Regions from separate parts of the Mus musculus genome. Here all the other regions are linked to region 2. A link is a loop called in an ENCODE intact Hi-C map of the cell type or tissue named here. Cell type or tissue: left cerebral cortex. All regions are shown on one strand. Region 1 has its middle 160 kb from the start of St6gal2. Region 2 overlaps 1700025K24Rik (RIKEN cDNA 1700025K24 gene). Region 3 has its middle 230 kb from the start of Gm32055. Region 4 has its middle 18 kb from the start of Gm26291.

The links. Hi-C counts contacts between places; a loop is a spot of excess contacts. Peaks named below come from ENCODE experiments on the same cell type or tissue, not always from the same donor. Only the 100,000 strongest peaks of a DNase experiment are listed, where the experiment ranks them.
Region 1: it touches region 2 in a loop (5-fold over the local background); 2 of 42 quality-filtered maps call a loop at or near these places.
Region 3: it touches region 2 in a loop (4-fold over the local background); 5 of 42 quality-filtered maps call a loop at or near these places.
Region 4: a loop joins it to region 2, with 4 times the contacts of the local background. A loop is called at or near these places in 2 of 42 quality-filtered maps.

Annotation. Positions count from the first base shown.
Region 1 is chr17:55,279,507-55,284,506 of GRCm38, reverse strand. No RefSeq gene overlaps it. Among named protein-coding and RNA genes, the nearest start is that of St6gal2, 160 kb to the left of the region's middle. In left cerebral cortex, no CTCF peak of the experiment used is centred here; DNase peaks (open chromatin) are centred at 2,164 and 3,032; H3K27ac peaks cover 1,895 bases.
Region 2 is chr17:54,361,196-54,366,195 of GRCm38, reverse strand. The region is part of intron 1 of 1700025K24Rik (RIKEN cDNA 1700025K24 gene); the gene reads left to right. Among named protein-coding and RNA genes, the nearest start is that of 1700025K24Rik, 6.4 kb to the left of the region's middle. In left cerebral cortex, no CTCF peak of the experiment used is centred here; DNase peaks (open chromatin) are centred at 2,496 and 2,865; H3K27ac peaks cover 567 bases.
Region 3 is chr17:55,080,625-55,085,624 of GRCm38, reverse strand. No RefSeq gene overlaps it. Among named protein-coding and RNA genes, the nearest start is that of Gm32055, 230 kb to the right of the region's middle. In left cerebral cortex, no CTCF peak of the experiment used is centred here; DNase peaks (open chromatin) are centred at 1,723 and 2,066; H3K27ac peaks cover 1,213 bases.
Region 4 is chr17:54,667,259-54,672,258 of GRCm38, reverse strand. No RefSeq gene overlaps it. Among named protein-coding and RNA genes, the nearest start is that of Gm26291, 18 kb to the right of the region's middle. In left cerebral cortex, no CTCF peak of the experiment used is centred here; a DNase peak (open chromatin) is centred at 2,561; H3K27ac peaks cover 1,765 bases.

The sequences.
Region 1 (5,000 bases), 920 kb before region 2:
CGTCAGTTATTAGTGGCTCAAATTACATAGTAGATAATGAAAGGGGCTTGAATATCCTCCTATGATATTTCCATGTATTTATTATACTTGATTATAAACATGAACTTTGTTGTTAATGAATAATTTACTTATCTAAGTTATTTGTGGGCATACTGTATATTGAACATATTTTCTTTTACACTCAGTTCTTCTCTTTCTCAGGAACTCCAGTATGTGTGCTTTGTCCTGCTAGACAATTTTATGTCTACTTTCATCTCTCTCTCTCTCTCTCTCTCTCTCTCTCTCTCTCTCTCTCTCTCTCTCTCACACACACACACACACACACACACACACACACACACACATACACACACACAATTTTATGAAACTATATAATTAACATACTTTCAGTTTTGTACTTTTATAGATGATAGTTAATATTCAAATATTTGCTTAGTTTTAAAAATATTTTTGATCAAATAGAATTGCATTACATCTTCTTTTTCCCTCCATTCTTTCCTAGTTAACTTATCTCTGCTATACTCTCTCACTCTCAAGTTAGTAGTTGCCACATTTCTTTGATTATATTTGTTACACACACACACATTCACAGATCCTGGTGAATTAATTTTTGTTACGTAATTTCAAAGATTACTGATGCACATTGAATAAGCAATAGAGAGCCCTGGAAGAGGCTAATTCTTTGAGCAGTTAATAGTTATTTGTAGTTCTTTGTCTTGGGATGGAAGTCTGTGAAACATTTCCCCTTCAATGTTAAAGTTTCCATTGATTGTTTCAATCTTGTTAATACCAGTCTTATTTATAGTAAAAGATGTCTCTTCTAAAATTCTGGTTCTTACAATCATTCTACCCCGTCTTTCCTGATGTTCTCTGATCCATAGATATATGCATCTTAAGGATACATTGATAATCTATATTATTTTAGGTGTCATTTGAACTACCCTGGCCAACTCTTTGAAGAGCTTTCTTGCATCTGGTTCTAGGGTTTGTTATTGTATGGTTCTTGGTGGAAGCACTGTTAGCTCTGGTGATTTAACTTCCTTTAAGATATCCTACTTTTTTTTTTTTTTGACTCTCTGACACCCACCAACCCCTTGCCTCCTTACATATTCTCTCTCTCCATTCAAATCTTTTTGCTTTGTTTTGTGACTCACTGAGTTTTTCCAGAGGCATATGTATGATCAGGTTTTGAAACTATCTATTGGAGTCTAGTAGATGCACCACTGCACAATCACCAGAAAGAAATGATTTCCTTGTGCCCAGAATCCTTCATTACTTAATACGTCAGCTGTGTGGACTAAGACCTGGAGAAACTCTCCCTGGTACTTGATTGACTGTTTTTGGGTCTAGTCTTGTGTAGACCCAGAACAGGCAAGTACATTTGCAGTGAGAAAAGTATGTATTATTTTTTTTTACATGTCCAGAAGAAATAATGAAGGGCTGTTCTAAGCTTTATCAAGGTCCTACTGTAGACTTTTACTTAAACTGTGAGTCAGGGGCTTTGGTTATGGACGAGAGTCCATCAAATGGAAGAAACTGGTCTTTGAATGATGAAAAGGAGACCAACAAGGCCAAGTAATTAAAGATCCAGCTGTTTATTTATCCAAAGTCTATTTGTAGGAAAGCTGGCATTAGGCAGTGTACATTAGCATCATGCACTTATAAAATAGATATTTCCACATCCAGTGAAGTGTTTATAAAAGAGGCACTTTTATTTTCCAAATTAGAGTGCTGGTTTGAGAAATTGCCACACTACTTGCTTTTTAAGTTTGAAATATATAAACTCAAAATCTTGGTGAAATGAACTGATCTGGAATGGCTGAGATATACACACCCACATTCATTTCAATATACTGATCCCCTGAAGTACTTTTGGGTTTGATTATCTTTCAGTTTTCATAAGCTTTACTGCTTGTCTATGAGCTTATTTCTTACACTTTTCTTTCCACTCTTCAATTACATAGATATTTTTATCTCCTGGAAGGCATCTGGAGTGAGCTGTTGAAGGCCTAGTTCTGGATTTATTGATAATTGAGGTCTGCCTAGTGATTAATCAGAGCACTATGATCTGTTTATAGCTCATGACAGTTAATCAGGTGTGTTACAGCACTGGGAAGAGGAGACAATCCAATTCTCTCCCTGTATCTCTGAATTTCCCCTTCTGCTCTTAAATACAGCTTAATACGCAGCTTCTCAGCATCCCAGTGAATCTGAACTGACATCCGCAGTTTGTTGCAGTTAATGCCTATCATGGAAATAATGTTTTGAGCAGAACAACATTAGCCCTCACTGACTGTGGAGATACAGTACCAGGACATTAGGTTAAGATAGGTTTTGGCATCAGACAGAAGTAATCAGTTGCATGACTGAAGCAAGTAGTTCACTCTGCCCTGGTAGAAATATCAATGACTCTCATAGGTTTTAACAGCCTTGTAAACAGAGTTTTATAATCCTGTCTCAGGCCCAGATCAGAAATGAGAATAGAAAACCAGATGCTACATACATTTTATGGAACCACAAAAGAGAATTTATTTCATATTCTTAAAAAAATATACTTAATGATTTAGACTCTGATCCACATAATCATCCTGGGATTCCAGGGCCAGTGTCAACAGGAAGACAAAGATAGACAATGAAAGAGACAAAGAGAGGGAAAGAGAGAAAAGAAAGAGAATGCGAATATTATCACTAAGGTAAACCTGAACGTGAACTTGATTTTATCTTTTTTTTTCTTGCTCATTGTCTGATAAGCAACTAAGCATACTACAATGTCAACTGAAAAGTGGCGTTTGGATTTATAGCCAAGGACAATGGGAAAGAGCTTTGGCACACAAACTAATTCTCTTGTCACCTTGTGTAATATGAGAAAATGACTGACAGCACTTGCCCAGGTATGACCTAGCTGGAGAAGCAAGAAAAAACAGGAAGACATCCAAAAATAATTATGTTCTAAAATTTACAGTACTGACACTAGATGAGAGGGGAGATGAGAGCAGAGAGATCTGTGTGCTAAATTAAGTAGGAGAAAGTTTTCTGGCAGTGAGACTGGCCATCTGTTCTTTTAAAGAATAACAAGCAGAGAGGAGGGGACAGGACATTTTTTATTTCTATGTTCCAAACTCTTTAATTGTTTTGAAAATGTTCAGTGTTGAGCCTTAGGTTCACACCCACAAAGAAGAGACAGACACTTGCTTGATCATTTGGTCATTGAACTTTGGTGTCTATGATTCTTTCTAAAATGGAGTCACATCTCCTCTGAAGTGGACAGGTTATGTTGTGGCCCGGAATGAAGGAATCTCCTGAAATGAGTCTTCCTGGACCACCTGTTCAGAAGGTCCTACATAGGATACTATCTAATTCAATGATTCTCTGTGAAGATGGCCTCCATATGAAATATGTGCTTTTCTTCTCTATTTTATCTTTCACAAGAGTCCATGAAGGCTGAGACCTCATTCACTGTTTCAGTTCTTGGGAAAATATCTATAATGAGAAAAATACTCAATGGGAATTTCTTTGGTGAAAAAAAATGAATAATGTATTTTTTGAGAGACAGTTGAGAAATGTTTAGCCAGAATTTTGAATGTATGCAACATACTAACAGACTAATATCCTCCAGATCTGGGAACTTTTGGAGTCTCAGAAATTCTTTGATGCACTCAAACCACGACAATTTTAAATAATGGTCCCATATGTCCTGTTGAAATAGATTTTTCTCGCTTTTGGGTAGAGACTTGGAATTGTGAAATCTGTGTTCTTTCCCCTGAAATGACCAAATTTTGTCTCCACTACAACTCTGGGTTCTACACAAATTATGAAAGACTCTGACTGAATGAGGTCTTTTTACTATTCTAATGGAAACAACTCTGAGGCAAAGCCACTGAGGCAAAGACTCTCCAAAATGGAGTCTGGAATTTCGAAGAGGTTTGTATTCACCACTGCTAAATGTCAAAGTACAGAAATCCCACAGAGAGGCAGCTGAAGTCACAATTAATTTCTTGTTTCGCATCATCTTTTGGGTAAGAATATCTTAGGCAACTGACCAGTCATAATATGTTTGCCACCAATGAATTGTTTTCATAACTATTTTACAGAACTCCCAAGTGAAGACTTTCTCTTGTGCATTTGTTAGGGATTTAGAGTTGCCCCAATTAGAGACAATCAAATTGTAAATTTTTTAACATCATGCCACTCATGTTATTCTTTTGTTAAAACTAATTTGCAAGATTGTTTGGAAATTGATAATACATACCTTTAATTAGGACATTGTACAATATATACATGTATCAGTACATAATAGTGTATCCTATAAGTACATCAATTTAAACACCAATTGTAAATGAAAGTTAAAAAGTGAATTGAGAAAGACCAGTTATGATAAAGTTCTATTTTAACTTATTGATTATTTGTTATTCAAAATATATTTTTATAAGTGAAACTACTAGTAGGCAAATAAGCTTCTATGTAGGATTGCTCCTAAAGGCTGTTGGGACATGATCAAGTGGCCATTGTAAGTCATTATCTTTGAAATGGTACCATATTTTAAATGACACAAAGCAGGTAGAAGGAATTAGGGACATAGAGCAGAAGAGAGTAAACACAAGTTGGAACTAGGATAATTGGAAAAGATTGCATCTCTCACCTCATCTTTGCTGGTTTGTGCTATGAAGAGGTCACACTTTCTGTTTAAGACCTAAACACAAACTGTTCAATATGTCAAAGCAAAGGAAGTGGAAGGGGGGCAGCTCCAATTTCACTTTCTACCCAATGATAGTGTTGTGAGCCCACCGATGATTGGCCAGGTATGTGAGCCACTAGCATGACTGAGGCTTGAATTCTTCTGCCTTGTTCTACACTAGAGGGACTCCTGTGATCCTATTGAACATGAAATATCTTCAGTTTGGCAGAAATGAACTGAAGAGATTTCATGTTCCAAAGTCTTGCAGGTAATATTTCACTTTAAGAAGTAGGTATGTGACTTTGTGACAAGATATTTTTCCAAT
Region 2 (5,000 bases):
ACATGTAGCTAAAATATCCAAAGTCTTATTTTTGTGTCAAAGAGATGGCTCAGCAGGTAAGGGCATCTACTCCTTTCAGAGCACCTAAGTTCAATTCCCAGCTCCAAATCAGTAACTTAGAATTCCAGTATCAAAGAGACCTTTAGTCTCCATAGCATCTGAACTCATTTGCACATATTCTCAGACACACATTTTTTTTAGCTTTTAAATCAATTAGTAGCATTAATACAATAAATTCTGCTTTCACTGTCTTGGACCAAATACTGTAAGTCAATTCTATGTTTTTAACCATTTCTTTATGAAATTTGAAATACCTTGCTAGGTGTCTATGTTTACAAATGAAAAAAGCAGATGATTCCATCAAGATTTCCCACATGGACAGAGGAAATAGACACATATAAGGAAAGATTATTAGAATTCTCTCAAATGAGTGTATAGGTAAAGAATTACCACAACAGGCTGGCATTTGCAAGCTGGAGAAACATGGAAGTTGGTAATATATCTCAGTTGAAGTTAGAAGCCTTCAGAACTAGAGAACCTAGGTCAAATATCCAAGAAGCCTCTTCCTCCTCCTCCTCCTCCTCCTCCTCCTCCTCCTCCTCCTCCTCCTCCTCCTCCTCCACCACCACCACCACCTTTGTCCACATCCTGAGGACTACAAGAATCAAAGTAGTCTGCTTTATATTACATTGTGTTAGGATGTTTGGCTTTAAAGATTTCTGTTGGCTTTGCTTACCTGCATTCCATTAAAAATTTTTAAATTAATTTTTGGCTTGGCCAGAATTTCTAACAACTTCTGAAATAAACCTAATATACTCCTGTCATTTTGTAATAGGTATTTCTTCAAAGTGAAGTCCTCAGCATTGGCAATTGCAAAATTAAAATATGGATGACTCTGAAAATATTGAAAATAGTCTATGTCCTACATATAGTATCAAATATTCACCCAATATTTAATTCTGTATTTAAAAATAAGCAAACATTTCCCTCATTAGTGTACAAATTTATTTTAATAATAATGAATGGTAAAATTGCATCTATACAACAGGATTATCTTAAAATAAATTCTTCATGATTGATTATCAATTCATTTTTATTTGATTACCTATTTTACATAAATATCCATTGGGTGTAACAGGATGGTGAGTTGAGAACATTTAAGATGTGACATTATATGCCACAAATATGGACAGTTAGTATATCTGTCTTAGTCACTGTTCTATTGCTGTGAAGATACAACATAACCAAGGCAAAAATAAAAATTGGGGTTGTTTACAGTTTCAGAGGTTCATCCACGATCATCATTAGTAGGGAGCATGTGACATGGAGGTAGACATGGTGATAGAGAAGGAGCAACTGAGTGTTGTATATCCTCTTCTTCTTCCTCCTCCTCCTCCTCCTCCGTAGGCAGTAGGAATAGAAAAACAATAGGCTTCGCATGGACTTTTGAAACCTCAAAGACCATTTGAGTGACACACTTCCTCCAACAAGGCCATCATCCCTCCTAATCCCTCTCATCCTTTCAAGTAGCGACCCTCCCTAGTGATTAAGCATTCAATTATATGAGCCTACGGAGACCTTTCTAATTTAGACTGCCATACAACTCATTAATATTTTTAAATATAAATTTGAAAATACCATTCTATTCTAGAAATACCCTAACATATATATGCATAAGTAATACCTAATATTATCTGGGTGTTCTCTCATCAGTCAAGTTGATGTGTAAAATAAACTGTTAGAGTAGTCCCACCTGCATGCACTAACCCTCCCAACATCACCATTCATTCTTAAAATACATCATTACACGTAGATTTTCAGGTCATTTTTCTTCAGGGCTATAAATCAAACCCAGAATTTTATGCTTTACCACTGAGCTACATCTCCAGAACCCTCTACCCCATTTGATTCCAGCAGAATCTATTACTTCTTCCAAATGAGAAGCAATTGGTTCACAGTCAGTTGTCCAGTGGTCTCATATGGTAGTTCTTTCCTCCTGCTTCTATTAATCACATCAAAGATTCTGCAATCAGGAGAAGCCATACAGTTCGCTGGCAGTATGAGGTGAAGACTGTATTTGAGATATAATAAAAACTCACAAAAATAAGACATAGAAGGCATAGGGGATGCATTCCACTAATTTTATAGTCTTATTTTTTCAGTATAAAATTTTTCCACATTGTTATTATTACACATATATGTGCATAAATATACAAATACAATTATGTGAATCCATTTGATGTTGCTTGTATGTATATGATTTCAGGGCTGGCACCTTGGTGTTACATAGCCAACTAAAGGGTCTCATGCATCTTTCTTATATCACTTAGTTGCCTATAGTTCTTTGTCCAGTGTTAGGGTCCCTGTGAGATTTTTCACTTACCTTAGCACTGTACTAGTGCTATCCTTGTCAGATCTTGTTTAAGTTGCCATATGGTTGAGGTATCATGAGTCATTTCAAAGAGATACTATCTAAAGCAGATTTCCACATTCTCTGAGTCTTATTATAAATGTATGTAATGGATCTGGGAACCCCATGAATAGTTTTTCTCTGCATTTGGACAAGTTGTGGCTTTCTTTGGTGGTCTCTGTTGCAAAGAGAAGTTTCCTTGATGAGGGTTGAAAGCTACGCTTGTCTGTGGGTGTAAGGGTTTTTTGAATACAGGTAGTTAAGTATGCTGTTTTAGAAAAGTGGTAGTAAGAAGTTCTCCTTTAATAACACAGGTGACAGAAGCCCTGGGTTTCCAGTATCAGTTTTCCCTTCAGCAATAGGACCTTACCATCATGTTTTAATAGGCTCCCAAGCGCAAGGGCAAAAGCCTGTATTGTTTGGCCTTTCTCCAGTATACATTTCACCAACAATTTAGCATCCTACAACAAGCACTGGACTTTTTATTTCACAACAAATGGCTTCTAGAAGGAGCAGAATTTCCTGTGTGAGACAACTGTAAGTAAATTCTTCTCTCCTCCCTAAGCACTCTAAAATAGTAGGTATCCATATGGCTTTTTCAAATGCCTTTAGTTAGTTCTATACTGCCTACACTGATGTTTTGATTTCAGTGGGAAGATCAGTCTTACCTAAAAGTCCTGGAGCCTGTGAGTTTTGCTGTATGGAAACAGAGATTAAGGTAGGGAGGGGGAGACATCTATGCTCTTCCTACTGTGATCAGACTGTAAAACTAGGCTTTAGATAAATATTTGGTTATTTTTCTTCCTGGAAAGAATGACATTCTATTTTTAGTTTGTTTTTGTCTTTCAGGTTTTCTTTTTGATTTGTTGTTTTCTTAGGTTTGTTTATTTTCTCTCCAGCCCTGTTAAAAACACTGACATTCTTTTCTTTGAAGGAAAACTCCCATATACAACTAAAAGCAGTATTTCTCACATTTTAGGTTCATTTCCTAACCTACATAAAATGATATTTCCTAACCATTTTTTCCTTATGTAGTCAAATACCACTTTGAGTATTGAGAATAATTTATGTAAATTAAGTTAGCATTGTATTCTAATTTTTCTAAATTTGTAGTGCATTAATTGTGAATCCCCCATTTTAGTTTCTTTTTAATTTTGACTCTGAGAATTCCTAGGTTGTGAATCACTTCATATTGGAGCATTGCTGAGATCTACAGGAGATACTCAGCCAGGGCAATCTAATGCTTTTTTCTGGGCATTATAAGTAATATTCATTTTGATAATAAAATTCTTAGAGTTAACTTGGAAGCTCATGATTTTCTCACTATAGAGAAAAATAAATATTGGTTTACATGGTCATATGAAACACAAATCTGAATATCTATGTCTTTGTTTCTAGTAACTGTTTTCTCCTGACCTGGTAAGAAGTTATGTTTGAATGCTTATCCATGGACAAGAACATTTATTCAGATCCCTGTATTTAGATGTATTGGATATAGTTCATTTTGAGTGCTCAGAGCACAGCCTTGACACCTCTAGATAAATCTGATGTAAAAAACTCTTGTCTCAAGCCATAGATTAAATTTTGTTATCATTTTTCACTGATAGACATTCCACACTTGTATTTTGGCAATTGTAGATTTTCTTTTCTTGCCTCTAAACTCAATTCATTGTGCATTTAATTTTAATTTTGTTTTGTATATACACTTTTCTGTCTTTGTAAGTTATATACCATGTCTCTTGGTGAGTTTAAAATGAAGATGTCGCCAGGTATACAGGTGGACATGTTTCTTATTTGTCATGTCGACTTAGCAGCTCCTGTAATATCCTTCATCATGTGGGATACACAAGCAGGATGAGGGCAGAGATGAGGCACCCAGATAGCAGGCAAGCTAATGAAGGAGAAAGGAGAACAGATAGAACAATGTAAGCCTTGTAACTTGTCACAGAAACCCCTTTGCAGGGGAGATGAGATGAGATGAGATGAAATGAGCTAGTTTCTACATCTTGCTGTTCAAGCATAGAGCTTGGATCTTCAGTGTTTGTGTACAAGCCAGATGTGGTGGCTCACTCAGTAAACCTAATATTGAAGGAATTGTCAGTGGAGGCAGGAGGCTGGATCTGTGTAATTCACTTTGTAGCAAGGTAAGTCAAAATGGTGAAAACCACATTTAGCAAGAAACCCTGTCTGAAAAAAAATTAAAGTATGAAGAGAGCCATAGAATAAGACACGAGGCATTGACTTCTAGCCTCAACATATTGCCTACACACACTGAGAGACACACACATATACTCAGACACACACAAAGAGAGAGAGAGAGAGAGAGAGAGAGAGAGAGAGAGAGAGAGAGTAATCTTTCCTTCTAAAACCTCTTATTAATGGAAAATGTTGGTATTAGCAGTACACAAGCAACCTTTACTAAAATAATTTGAAAGCATGTGAGATCATTGATGACATGGAATGCAAAACATATAGTGGATAAAATCAATCATTACCTCCATAGTCAATCAGGATGAGATAGCCTGAGAAGGTTGTATGAATGCACTGCCAGATTTGTAGAGGTTAAATTTAGGAAGGCTCGTGTTGTATA
Region 3 (5,000 bases), 720 kb before region 2:
CCAAATACCACATGGGATGCTGATGACCTGAGCATAATTTTATCCAAAAGACTCCTCTCCGAGGTCTGATTTTCATCATACTAGAAGTCCCCGTGCAAACTTACAAAGAAGCAAAACAACTATCCAGCAGTAATGCCATGAACCACCACTATTAGCATGGTATGATAAACCCAAAAGTTAAATATATATAAACATATATGATGTGGTGATAACCAACAGCTCTCTAATTGTGCTGAAATTGTACTTAAAATCCACTCAACATGAGGAAAACATCTGGTAGACCCAGACAGCTATCCAAGGTTAGTGAAATCATCGATCTTAGAAATTTATAGCTAACACTCCTCAAACTCAAAGATGTAATTGTCACAACTCATCAAGTAAACCTCCCTTTGTGACAGATGAAGACCATTACAGAAAACTACAACAAATCAAAATACAAAATTGTAGAACCCAGTCCTAATGGATACATCTACAAAACACTCCTAAAACTGCTGGTTATCTAATACCATGTGGTCAGTCTTTAAATAGTATATCTAAGAGTAACATTGTACAGACCGAGGAACTCATATGTATATATTTAGTTATGAATGTGTGTGTGTGTGTGTGTGTGTGTGTGTGTGTGTGTGTGTGTATGTGTGTGTGTGTGAATAATTAAAGGGTAAGAAATCATGATTTGATAGAGAACATGGAGGGTACATAGGCAGGGTTGGATGAAGGAAAAAAGAGGGGGGAAATTATATAATTTCATTTTTAAAAATTATTAAAAAGTTATAATTTTCGCACAAAGAACCTCTAAGGATTCCATTAAGTTCATGTTGTGTTGGACAGAGGCTGCTGGGAATGGGATTTAAAATTCATAAAACTCAAGAAGGTTAACAAGCTGAAGGGCCCAAGTGAGGATGCCTCAATCCCACTTGGGGGAGAAGAAAGCAATCACTGGGGTGGGGAGGCAGAGGGAGAGAGGGACCTGAGTAAGAAAGGGGGCAGGAAGGGAGAAAGAGGAACATGATCAGATATTGAGGGGGAACAGGACTTAAGCCCCAAGGGCAAGCAGAAAGAATGGAAACAGGTAACTTCAGGGATAGGAGGTAAGGCATCAGGGGGCGTGGGGGTGGGCTCTAGAACATACCAGAGACCTGGGAGGTTAGAGACTATGACAGGGAAGGACCTTAGATTAAATACTCTACAGTGGGGATAGGGAACTTTTAGGATCGACCTCTAGTAGAAAGACAGGACATCAACTGGAAGGATGGGGTTGCTATCCCACAGTCAAAACTTTGACACAGGATTGTTCCTGTCTGAAGGAAGTGCAGGGACAAAAATGGAGAAGAGCCTGAGGGAATGGAAGTCCAGTGACAGGCCCAAATTGGGATCCAGCTCAAGGGGAGTCCCCAAGGCCTGATACTATTACTGATGCTATAGTGTGTTTATAAACAGTAGCCTAGCATGACTGCTCTCTTAGAGGTCCAACAAGCTGCTGAAAAAGTCAGATTGCAGATACTTACACCCAGCCAATGGACAAAAACCTGGGGACCACTGTTATTGAATTAGGGAAAAGCTGAAAGAAGCTGAGAGTGCTTTTTGAAAGAGTTAATAGAACAGGATCCATCTTAATGTGGATGCTGTTGTCTATCAATGGGAAGTCTAAGTTTAGAAATGAATGAAAAAGAGAAAGCAGTGGGAGCCCCTGGCTGAGGATGCAATCTGACCAGCTGCTCCACATTTCTGCCACAGTGCCATCTGTGCCATGCTGGGCTGCAACTTCTTCAACCCGAGTGAAAGATACCTTTCTCTTCTGGCTTTTGTCAGATATTTGGACTGAGCAAAAAACAAACAAACAAACAAACAAACAAACAATACATCTGTATTCTCTCTCAGAGAAGAAAAGCAAAACATTCACGTTACTGTGTGTCTTACTAATAGGAACCTTGATCCCTTGTGTTGTTTCACTTGTGCCTTAAAAGAGAAGCTCAGAAATGTTCAGAGCAGCTTTTGTTGGTGTCTTGTGTTCTTGTGAAGGAAAAGAAAGTACTTTTCAAAAGAAATGAGCAACGCCTCCAATATGTCTAAGCAGCTGTGGTTTCTATTCATAGCAAACAAGTAGATAATTCGCTAAACTAAAACCCATCCCAGCATCCGGGCATCTATTGTTCACACAGCCCAGCATCAGCTCAATGAGCATTTATGGGGATTTTTGCACTTGCTCTAAAGTCAGTTTCATAAAGTGGGGGCCGGTAGCTTCAGCTTCCCCTCTGTCCTGTATTCTGAACTTGTAATGACTCAGATCTCCTAAGAGATCTGGGGAGATCAGTAGATATAACTACCCAGTGGCTTTTACCCACTTTGCAGGTTGAGAAAAATATTCAAATTCCCAGTGACTTGGGATACAGCTGGCACCCTGATATGGTAGAGGTACTCTGAGTTCTAGTGGATCAAGGTCATAGTTGCTGAATAAATGATTTCAGAGACCATGTCTATAACCATATCTATTTTTTGATTGCAGAGATTTACAATTATCATGCTGAAATTCAAACTTTCCTAGGCCGGTTTATATTGAAAGGGATTCAGTCTGGCTTAGAACTGACAGCTGGCTTTACTATTATTTTCAGTGAGTTAAAATACCATAGATGTACAAAAGTAGAAGATAGTTTGAGCAGCCACTAACACCCATCACCAGATTGAACAATTCATATCCCTAGTCTTGTTAACTCTTTAACTTCTCCTTAATCTTCCATGCCTAAAAGCATGCCCCAGACATGTATCATTTTCTTTCTGAATAGTTAAATGTATTTTTAAAAGATAAAATCATAAAATGTAGCAATATTTCCATATCCAACAAAAATGAAATCTTCAGTACCATTCTTCATCCAGTTTGTGTGTCAATTTCTGTTTATAGAAAATGTCCTTTAGAATTGGTTTGCTTGAATTAGGGCTCCAAAGTGTTATATGTAGCACTGACATAACTCTGACAGCATGTCCACTTCTATTCCTTTTCCATATCCTGCTCTTCCTATTATACAGTATAGTTGATGGTAATTAGGGGAACTGAATAAAAAGGGACCGAGTAGATTCTACATTTGTGACAGACAAGCTATTCAAGATATGGCTTAAGCTTTTGATTTGATTTGGAGTCCATGTCTTAGTTAGGGTTTTATTGCTGTGAATAGACACCAAGAAAGAACACGGTAACTCTTATAAAGAAAAACATTTAATTGGCGCTCACTTACAGTTTCAGAGATGAGTGCATTATCACCATAGCAGGAAACATGGTAGCATGCAGGCAGGCACAGTGCCTGACACAGAGACAGAGCTGAGAGTTCTACATCTGAACTGACAGCAGGAAGAAAGACTAAACCACTAGGTTTAGATTGAACTTCTCAGTCCTCAAAGCCCACTCCCAGTGACATATCTCCTCCATTCAGTCACTCCTACTCCACCAAGGCAATATCTCCTAATAGTGCCATTCCCTATGGGACTATGGAGCCACTTTTATTCGAACTACCACAGGCCAAGCTAGAAAGATGCTGTACCTATTTTTTTTAAAAGCAGGAATTCACATTAGAGTACTAGATTTTACATTGCATTACAGTGCATTACATTTTCACATTAGAGTATTAGATTTTGCATTGCATTACATCAAGAGGCTCATGGCTTCCAGTGTTGCCCATTTAATCCACTAGTTTGAAGTTTTATTTTCTAGAGAATAACACTCACCTAGGTATTATCATGGGGCATGCAGGAAAAAAATTTAAGCTAGTAACTTCATGATTGTCTAATCAAGAACTTTCCACAATCATTGCATGGCTATTGGAGATCTATTTAAATAGTTTCTTTCTTTTACCAGTTTTTAAATACTAAATTGATGCTTGTGTAGCTTCCAAAAACAACTGATAGTTGCCTTTCAAGGTCTTCACTAAATGTTTTAGAACATTTAGCTTGCTTGCTTGCTGCTTCCCTTCCCTTCCCTTCCCTTCCCTTCCCTTTCCTCCCCTCCCCTCCCCTTCCCTTCCCTTCCCTTCCCTCTTCCCTCCCCTCCCCTTCCCTCTTCCCTCTTCTTCCCTCTTTCCTCTTCCCTCTTCTTCCCTCTTCTTCCCTCTTCCCTCTTCCTCTTCCCTCTTCCCTCTTCCCTCTTCCCTCTTTCCTTCCCTTCCCTTCCCTTCCTCCGCTCTTTCTTTCCTTCTTTCTTCCTCCCTCCCTCCCTCCCTCCCTCCCTCCCTCCCTCCCTCCCTTCCTTCCTTCCTTCCTTCCTTCCTTCCTTCCTTCCTTCCTTCCTTCCTTCCTTCCTTCCTTCTTTCCTTCCCCCCTCAAACAAAACAAAACAAAAACCTGGTCTTCTCTTAATGTTTTAGTCATTTAGATATTTCATTCATTTACTTATTTTATTCCCAGAAATGCTCATCATAATTATTGAAACCTTTCTTGGCAGTTGATTCAGCCTTGATGGATGCTTTGTTGCTTTCTAGTTATGAGCTACTAAGAATCAATCTTAGACACTCCTCCCATTACAGTCAGGAATTGCTTTAGTGGGATCACACTTATGCCTCTGATGATGTCACTATATTATCAGTAATGTAACCAGGCTGTTCAAGTGGACAAAACTAGGAAATATGTTTCAGAAGAGTAATGCAACAGACAGATCATAAACCCGTAGTGGTATCTCTAGATCAAGTTAGAGTGATCTTCAATCTATGATTGATTTTTCTACTTAGCTACCTATTTGTTCAATAATGTAATAGTAATTTTCAAAACCATATATTTTCTCATTTGTTAATATTAACTTAAAAATACCAACATCACTAAGAATAATAACTGATAAATGCTGGTTAAAATTCCTTTTTGTATATATCATTATGGCATTGTGCATGTGTGTGTGAAAGAAAGAGTAAGACCACAAGAAAGAAAAAGAAAGAGAGGAGGTGGGGCAAGAAAGTTAAGATTTTTTTTTTCATTTAGTTTATAAGTTGCAATTTCATTTCTATCACAGGTTTTGGTGATAGGAA
Region 4 (5,000 bases), 310 kb before region 2:
TAGCCATGTTTTATTGGGAAATTGCCTATCAAAATCCCTGCCACTTCCACTGTTTTCTTTCTTATGCTATTTCAAATAATGAAAAACAATTGTGATATTTTCCCTTTCTTAAAATTAGTGTGTTATTTTAGTTTTTTTCAAAACCTATTTTTATTGATGGTTCTTAAACACTTTAACCTCCTTTTTAGCCTACCACCCACAACAGGTAGTAGGAAAAAAAAAAAGATATGGGGAGATGGACCTGTTTAGAAATGGGTCTTTAGAGCAACTCCCATCTGTGTTGTCTAGAAATGGTAGTTCATTTCACAAGTCAGCAGCAGCTGCTAGATCCACTTGCAAACATTGCACAGATATAACAACTGTCCAGTTTGATAGAGTCAGGATAGCTGACACAAATCAACAATAGTGGCCCTACCTAGCAGAGCCAGGCCTCAATCTCAGCACAAGTCAGCAGGAGGGACCAGCAGAAATGCCAGAAGAAATTCTTGGCTGTGTCTCTCTCAGTTAAGCAAAGATGAGTAAAGACATCAGACCAACACAATGTACAGCTCACTCTATAAGCGAACCTAGCCCACCTACATTACAGTCCATTGGGCCTATTTGTACTCCCTCCAAATATCATGTGTCCTCCCTGAGTCTTGCCTCATCTCCTGTCTTGACTTGTCAGTGATTCTGTCTCAGCTAACATCACTCTGCCAATCAGCACAAATCTGCAGAAGTGGCAAGAAACTACAGCACCCCACCAGAAGTTTTTTGTTGTGTTTCTCTCAATGGAGTATGGAACTCAACTACCCAGTGCGAAGCGGACCAATACACAGGCGTCATTTTCAAAGAATTCTTCATCATGTGTCCTTTCATGTGCTTGCTTTAGCAGAACATCCTCTCACCTGAGTCTGATACAGCAAAATGTTCCTTCACAAGTTTGCCGCAGCAAAACACCATCCAACACAACCGACTATCCAAATAACCCTTAAGTTTCCACTTCATGAGTGACTCTGAAGGGAAATGAAGATGGCGCCTCAAAAGCTGATCCTGAGGAAAGGCTGAATCTTCAACTATCTCCGAGCCTGCTTTTATCCAGCTAGATCTCTAATAAAGTAAGCATGTTGTATAATACCACATGTCATTGTCATTAGATTATCCAGTTTCCAGTTCACTCTTAGTGATATTATGATACTAGGTTTTCATTAGCATATGTTGATTATAATTAATAATGGGAATATTTCCACCAATACATACAGCACACATTGGTTATAACCAAACCAACTTTCATGCCACCCTGTTCCTCACATCCTTCCTATAAACCACTAATCATGAATATATTCTAGCTTCAACATATGGAAAAATAGATTTAAGAGAATTATCAAATGCAAAGCAGTATTATGCATTCTTAATTTAAGAACGCATTGCCATGTTAATTGAGAGGCAAATACTCTCATAGTAATGTACTAGTCAGTGTATCATCATCCTCAGTATAAACACTCAGAACAAAAACCCTCAGTAGTTTTCAAACTTGCATTTTTTTCCCAGCATAGAGAGGGAGGGACAAAAAGGCAGGTATTTTAGAAAGAGTAAATGTATTCTCTGATGTTTAGGTTCCATTGAAAGCTCGTGAAAGCTTTTCTCTGCATCCCTACTTTGTGTGTCTTCTAGCATAATTTTCTTGTCTGGTCTTTCTACATAAGTATGTAAAAAATGAGGGGGTCTCTCTTACTCTAAGCTAAATTTTAGCGCTCATGACTATGTATGAGATCTGATTTCACTACAGTTTGTGAATATTGGCCTAATTTTTAGTCTCTTTAACTGAGCAACAACAATTTATATAACCATTCTATTTGTTCTGGTTCAGCCTTTCCTTTCCCATGTAGCTGCCAACATCAGTTACCAGATGTTAAAGAATTACAGACATTTTATACTTGCATTATGAAAGATGTCTGTAATAGCCCATCTCTGCTGGAGCCACACCACAGCAATGCACCCATAGAAATCGGCTCAAAAGGATGCTTTTGCTGTCTTCTGAGCCCATCCTTCCCAAACTAGGGAGTAGTTGCACCTGACCTTGAAAATGACTAGATATAATGAGAGTGTGCTCAAATTTTCTTTTACTTTCAAAAAAAACAGTGTTACTACCTGTTGGGAAAACAGAGGCTGAGCTTTCTAAAAAGCCTATCAATGACAGTGTGGATTTTCCTTTCTTGGAATGTATTTTTAGACCCAGCCAGGGAGTTGGGGAGAGGCCAGGCAGGGAGGATTTCATGTAGGGAGGTTATCAACATCACTCTATCTTTTGTGCTTCAGCAGGAGAGATGCTGCTAGTTTCTGAGTTTGCCTTTGGTCATCCTGTCTTTCCTTTTAATGAATTTTCTCACAGGAGGAAACACAAAAGACAGCATTTTACAACCAAAACTCAAGAGCTAAAACAACCAAATGCTATTACACACAAAATGGTTTCACAAAACACCTTGCAAGATTGAGTGTGATTGCTCTCTGGCTGAAAAATGAGATAGCGCAACATAAGCTTCTTCCCACAACACTGAATTAAGCATCTTTGAAAGACTCAATGTCAAGAAGACAAAAATACCAGCAAATGCAAAATTAAACAGAAGTGTCTTATAACTTCCCAGCAACAAATTCTAGTTCCGAGAGTGTTCAAGCAGCTGCCTAGTGCTACCCCCTTTGTTTCCTTTTCTCACATTCTTTCCTTCCATGAAAAGAGAAAGATAGAAATAAGAAAGCTATATAAAGAACTCCCAGAATCCTACAGAACAGGCTAAATGTATTTCAATCTACTTTGTCAAATTTTCAATTACCACATCTTAGTCCTGCAAGTCAGCAGAGTGATTCATCTATTCTTTTGCATGACATAAAATGGGGGCTTTATTTGTATACCCCTTTGCCATTGAAACAAAGAATTTTAATGCCTACTCAGAGCTATAGTACATCTGTTTGCTGAGTTGTCAAAGATAAAAAGGATGGCTTCTCCCTTTAGTTTTTTAAATGTTAAAATACAGAAGTTCAAAGAAAAGAGGCAGAGATACAGATTTGGGAGAGGAGTATCAGTTCATTTACACTGCAGCTGTTGTTAGCTGATTGCATGTCTTCTGGTAGAAGCTGGTCCTAGATTTGGGGTCTGGTATTCAGGAATTCTTTGCATGGCATGGGAACAAAGAGAATAAACAACAGAGTTTCTCTCTAGCATTTGTAAGAATATGAGTTGTTACCATCAAGGGTAGAATAAGAGGCTACTGCATGGAGTCTCCCAGCTTTCTGAGAACAGTTAATCTTCCTAATCTAACTGTGTATCCTTTACTGGAAGGAGATTTTGGCATCTAGGTACAATCTCTCAGAACATCTTAAATATCTAGTACATGGCTCAACCCATTAAGGAATGCATTTGGAAAAGAGGAAAATTCAAAACAACAAACCAGTACATCTATGGGCTGCCTTGTGTTGCTTAAGCTCCATCACTCCACACTCATGTTCTTCTAATCTTGAGGCAGGATACAAGATGGGGAAAACTGTAGGGATCTGGAAAAGAAAATGAGGCACTTACTCAATATTGCCTGAAGCTTCTTGTCAGTTGAAAATCCAGAATCCAGCCCAGTAACATATATTTAAGGGCTTTCTTTCTTACTAGATGAAAACCTGTGCTTTTCTAAGCATCTCACCAGAAATCCCATTTACAGAAAGCAGCATGAACTAAACCCCTTGAGTGTCTATAGCAGCTCCTGGTTTTAACTTATGAGACTGGAATAATGTTGAAAGTCATTTTGAAATCTCAGTTACTAAAAAGCAAAAGGAAGAAAAATAACAGGTTCTCAGAAAATTTTTGCGATGTAACTTGAGAAGCACCAATATGGTGTGCATGACTAATAAGACAACTGATTGAGACTTTATCCAGAGCCCATACATTCCTATATTACTTTCTTTCTCTTAAGCTTTATGTTTATAAGACAACTGATTGAGACTTTATCCAGAGCCCATACATTCCTATATTACTTTCTTTCTCTTAAGCTTTATGTTTATAACCGAGGTCCATATATATCTTAATAATGTGACTCTTCTTAAGGAAGTTTCCTCTATGCTTTATGTATGCTTTTATCATTTTTCTGAATGTCTTCCCTTCTATATTCAATAGAATTCCAATTCTGTTTCTCCCTGAGTAACCCTGAGATTCCTGTCTATACTGAAGTTACAAGTCCTGAGTTTGCCTAGTCAAAGTCCCTAAAAATAAATGCTTCTGGCTGCAGAGGCTATCGTGTGGAACAATAACTCATTCACCACTGGGACACCCTGAGCATAAAACCACAAAGCAAGGATTGTCTCAGTAGGCCTTACTGAAAGTTCCTGGAATCATTTCTTTCCTTTGAATTGGCTGTTTTCAAAAGATAAATTTAATCAGACATCTCTGTTTTTCCCTCCCATTTTTCATATTTAGTTAAGCTCTTCCAGGAAACATCCTTCCACATCTTGAGACTGACAGTAATTCCAGATGCAGTTACGCTGACGCAAAGGCTTTTAGGAATTTTCAGTCATTGTTAAGACAAAGAGGCTTCTTAATAAACTACTGTACTTCACACTCTTGTCCTTACATCCCATACATGTATGTCAAAATCTCATCTTGGTTCAGTGACAGTGTTTTTGGTGTGTGTGTGCAGAAAAATAAAAAGGGAAGAACCTCTTTAAAGAGTCTATCATTTTGCTTGGGAAGGTATTCCTTCATAGTCAGAATGAAAGCTGTCTTACTTATTGGTTTCAGTGATATTTTCTGAAAACAAAACAGGCAATGACAAAATTTCCACTGCAGTGTAACAGCCTCATCCAGCCAGCATCTTCATTGCTCTCACAGCCTTGCCAGCAGAACCACATCAGAAACCTGCCAAAATAAATTTCTGTTAGCCAAAGTGTCAGTGTTTCCAAGTTAAAGTGACATTAGGAAGTTTTAATCAGAAATGAGTTGGAGAAGGCAAGATTCATACACAAGAGGTTTGTTCTTTGCC